Linked DNA regions of Homo sapiens: region 2 is linked to region 1. A link is a loop called in an ENCODE intact Hi-C map of the cell type or tissue named here. Cell type or tissue: IMR-90. All regions are shown on one strand.

What was found. Hi-C counts contacts between places; a loop is a spot of excess contacts. Peaks named below come from ENCODE experiments on the same cell type or tissue, not always from the same donor. Only the 100,000 strongest peaks of a DNase experiment are listed, where the experiment ranks them.
Region 2: it touches region 1 in a loop (7-fold over the local background); 5 of 110 quality-filtered maps call a loop at or near these places.

What each region holds. Positions count from the first base shown.
Region 1 is chr5:173,617,996-173,620,495 of GRCh38, reverse strand. No RefSeq gene overlaps it. Among named protein-coding and RNA genes, the nearest start is that of BOD1, 2.6 kb to the right of the region's middle. In IMR-90, a CTCF peak has its summit at 1,366; no DNase peak of the experiment used is centred here.
Region 2 is chr5:172,705,917-172,708,416 of GRCh38, reverse strand. No RefSeq gene overlaps it. Among named protein-coding and RNA genes, the nearest start is that of MIR5003, 45 kb to the right of the region's middle. In IMR-90, a CTCF peak has its summit at 1,042 (motif pointing left); a DNase peak (open chromatin) is centred at 1,016.

The sequences.
Region 1 (2,500 bases):
TCACTGTGTTAGCCAGGATGGTCTCGATCTCCTGACCTCATGATCCGCCTGCCTCAGCCTCCCAAAGTGCTGGGATTACAGGCGTGAGCCACTGCGCCCGGCCCCTGTTTTTCTTCTTAATGCGTATCAGATCCAATCTATCATTAGAGATGCTGGAAAACATCAAAAGGAAACAAACAACAACAACAAAAAAGCAGGGATCAGATGGTGCAGATGTAGCCAAAATGCTATAGACAAGGCAATCTCAAGAAACTCTGGATGCTGTTAATTAAGAAATGAACAGCTGTCCAGACTAAGAATTGGCAAGACTCCTTGGATGAATAAACATAGGTAAGAAGAAAAAGAGCCACCTCATGATCACAAAGAAGGACCAATAACTAGTCTACCCCAAGCAGCTTTGGTGTCTAAATGCAGCCCTGGGCTCAGTCTTAGGGCTCTGGAATGCTCTCGCTTCAGGACCAGGATCTTCGATTAGAAGGTCGGAAGGTTACCAAGGCAACTCCCAGATTATCTTCTAACCTTGGGCCTGCTCCAAGCCCCAGACTCTTAGTCCAGTTTAGTCATATATTATGGACAGATTCCTAGATTGTACTTGACCCCTCTGAATATTGACTATATTCTGACATTTGGTCCAGGGCATTATCAAAAGTCTTAAATGGCCTTATCCTATACCTAGAAGAGTAAATTTCCCATTCACTCATCCTTTATTGTTTTTCATTCATCCGTCATATATTTGTGGAGAGCCTGATGTCCCAGGCACTGTTCTTGGTGCTAGGGATGCAATGATGGTTGAAATGGACAATCCCTGCCTTTGTGGAATTTAGAGGCTAAGAGGAGAAATAGAAGTTAATTAAATCACCTCCTGACCCAAATGTAAATTCATGATGATAATATGTTATTAAACATTTGCTAAAGACCAGGAATTGTGCTAAAATGGATTGCCGAAATGGCACTTAAGCCTCTCCACTGTCCTGGGGAAACTAAGGTTCAGAGGGATGATCCAGCTTTGCCAGCTGGGATTCCAATCCAGTGTCACCTGATGCAAAAAGTCCATACATGTGACTACTTTCTTATATCTCCCTTGGCAAATGATAGATCTCATTTCTTTTCCAGTTTCAGTGAGGTCTAGATTTGGGCTTGGGGAAGTTCTACTTTTTCATGTGGCCTTCAACAAAAAATATTCCAGCACCTAAAATGCGTAATTCTTTGGGGTCGGGCAACTTATTACAGACAAGTTTTAATACTGAGAAGCAACAACAATTTGCTACGTGAAGGATACCTGAAAACCAGATTACTACCTAAGCCAAAGTTAAAACAATGTTCCGCACAGCCATTTCCGAATGTTTTGGATTATTAATACAGCAATGGCGCTCTCTGATGACTGCTGGTGTGTATTACATGTCTCTTGAAGGGAAGAATACATTTTGGATGTTGTGGAGGCCTCCTATTCCACGGTTTGGATAAATAATAAGCCTCCCTTCAGCTTGATCATCTTCACTCCTCATCCCCTTCCCCTTTTATCCCTCATCATTTACTTTGATTGCAGAGGGAAGGTCATGGATACAGAATGCAGCCTTTTGTCAATGTTCAGAGACCCAGCAACCAAGACACAGGTCCCCATGACAGATAGTGAAATTGTCACAGTGTGAACCAAGTGCAGACAATCTCCAGGATCACTTACCTATTTAAGTCATGACAGATTCATCCATCATCTCCTGCTAGAATGCTCCTTCTTTTCTGAAGATTATGGCTACACATAATCCTACCCACGCACTCTGTGATGCTATCCCACAGCTTTAGGAAACAGACAGGAATTTATACATTCTCTTTGAGCTAAGAACTATCGTGCTAAGAGCTGGAGACACAGTGATGAACAAGTCGTGGTCCCCATTCTAAATATTACACCCTATCAGGGGACTCAGGTGGCCAATTTGTCTGTAAATCATTCACTTCCAATTATAATAATTGCTACAAAAAATGAGGCTTTGAGTTTCTGTAGCATGGAGGAAATATCTCATTGGATCTAGGGGTCAGAAGAATTTTCCCTGAGGAAGGAGAGTAAGATGTGGGGTGCCAAAAATGGAGAAGGGACTAGTCAGAGTGATCAAGGGCTTGCAGAAGAAAGAACCTGGGGCTGAGGCAGCCTGAACTGGGCTTCTCCTGGGGTTAAAGGTGAGTGATCAGTGTAGAGTCAACCAGTAGGAACAGACATTAGGTAATCTCAAGGATGGTGAGCTATTAAGAGAGAATGTTTGTCATTAACTGACCCATTGTGAATGATTGAGCTGGTGTTAGAGGATGAGTATAATCCAACACCTGAATGTTTCTTTTGAGGGTTAATTTAAACTCTCTTGGACAGGTGTGGTGGCTCACACCTGTAATCCCAGCACTTTGGGAGGCTGAGGCGGGTAGATCACTTGAGGTCAGGAATTCAAGACCAGCCTGGCCAACATGGTGAAACCCCCATCTCTACTAAAAATACTAAAATTAGCCAGGTATG
Region 2 (2,500 bases), 910 kb after region 1:
TTATGCAATACCCAATCAATGGAATACCATGTAAGTCTTTTTTTTTTTTCTTTTGAGACAGGGTCTCCTCGTTCTGTCGCCCAGGCTGGAGTGCAGTGGTTGCCGTCATGGCTCACTGCGGCCTTGACCTCCTGGGCTCAGGAGATCCTCCCACCTCAGCCTCCTGAGTAGATGGGACTACAGGCGTGAGCCGTTGCACCTGGCTGCAATCTTAAAATTAATGACGAGGACCTACAGCAGCAATCCAGAAAATGCCAATAACTCAGATGAAAGGAACTCTGAGGAGTAGCTGCCCCAGAGCCGCCACTCAGCTGGGGAGGCCTCGGAGTACACAGGAGTGGAGGTGGTGACAGCCCTCCCTGAGGCCCCTGACCACCCCAGCCCACCTGTCAGCCTTCATGGCCTTCCAGCAGCTTCTGGATTTCGCCCCCGCACTGCCCTGTACCACCCGCTAGCCATCCCCATCCTATCCATCTCTCTCTCTCTCTCTCTCTCCTCTTTCTCTCTCTTGCAGACACACCCACTCACATCCACACTCATCCACACTGACACTCACCCACCCACACATTCACACACACATTCACCCTCACACTCTCACACACCTACATTCATACACTAACACTGTTACTCACACCCCCCACACTCACATACACACTTGCAGTCACTTGCATACGCACGAACATTCCCACACCCTCAGCTCACGCACACTCACACATACCGCCACATCCTCATCCCCATGCTCACGCACATTTGCCCTCAGGCACTCACCCCACTCCCAGCCCACACTCCCCTCCCTGTGCAACCTGTCCCCTCTGAGTTCAGCAGGCCTTCATGCCCCACTCCTCTGAGCAGCATCTCCATCCCCTCCTCCGCCTAAAATGGGCTGTCCCCAGGACGCGGTGCCCTGGGTGTCTCAGGTGGAAGAAGTTTCCCCACACTGGGGCCCTGGGAGCTGGAGCGGATGTGCGGATTCTGGGCTCCTTCCTCTCCTTTGGGAGTTGTAGACATCTGGCTGTGCTGCTCTTTCCCAAGTCACTGGTGCCATCTGCCGGCCCCCAGGAGACCTCGTGCCTCTGCCCCGTCCCTGTATTTACAGAAGACTTGAGCTCACTGGGTGGGTGGGGGGATTTTAACCCACATGGGAGTGACCCACCCAAGTCCCCAGGCCTCACAGCTTCACCCCTTCCCCACCTGCAGCCACCTGCTCCTGCCGCTCAGCCACCTGCCCCATCACATCATTCTCCACCATTCTCAGAAGGGGCTTCATTTTTGATGTGTCAAGTCTAGGTCCCAGCTCTCGGCCACCACTTCCCACCCCTCCAGGCCACTTGCTCAGGATTCCTTGATGTCCCATCCCTGGTCCTCGCCCTCCAGCCAACTGGCCTCACCCTCTTCTCACCATCCATCCTGCCTGGCAGCCGTTATTTCCTGCTTTCCCCAGCTCAGGTCCTGGGGTCTGCCACCCATGCCTTTTTGCTTCCTCCCGCCCCCTGCTGTGCCCCCTTTCCTTCCTCTTGCTTGCCTGGCAAAGCCCTGACCCTGGATAAATCCACCCTTTCCCCTCTCCAGGGCACTCTGGAGCAGCTGAGTGTTGCTGGGTAAAATCCCACCTATCACAGTCAGCTTGGCTGCTCTCACAAAATCCCACCAACTCAGGGCTTAAACAGCAGACTGTTATTTCCTACAGCTCTGGAGGCTGGAAGTCCAAGGTCAAGGCGCTGGTGACTTGGTTCCTGGTGAGGGTTCTCTCCCTGGCTTGCAGATGGCCACTTTCTTGCTGTGTCTTCACACCATGTTGGGGAGAGGAGGAGGAGGGAGAGGGAAACGGTGGGGCGGGGGGTGTGGGGGTGGAGAGAGAGAGAGCGAGCTCTCATATCTTTTCTTGTAAAGGCATTAATTCCATCACAAGGGCTCCACCATGACCTAATTGCCTCCCAAAGGCCCCAAGTCCCAGTACCATCACATTGGGAGTTTGGGCTTCAGCATACAAATTTCGGAAGGGAGGAGACAAAAATACCACTGCCAAGCTGACTGAGTTCACTTTTAATTCAGTTTTATGATTCCCAAATGGTCTCTCATTGCCCTGCCCTCCTACCATGGTTCTCTAGAAGGTTTTCTGCTCATTCCTGAGAAGATGGTTTTCCTTTGTCTGTATATTCTCAGAACCCCTTCTTCTCCCCCACTCTCAGCTGAGGCTTCCACTCATTTATCACAGAACAATAGAAGGTCTCCAGGGGCAAGTTGCATATGCCCACCACCAAACCTACCTCCTTCCTGCATCTTCTCTCTGCCTGCCATACAGCAGCAAATGTCCTTCTCCCCACCACAGCCACCACAGCTTTTGGGCCCTGGATCTCCTCCTGCTTTCTTGGAAGCCTTGCTTGTTTGGTTTTCTCTCCCTTCCACATCACCAGTGCCTTCTTCTTTAGGTGATCCTCATCAGCACACATGCTAGAGCAAGGGCCAGCAAACTATATAGTTCATGGGCCAAATCTGGCCC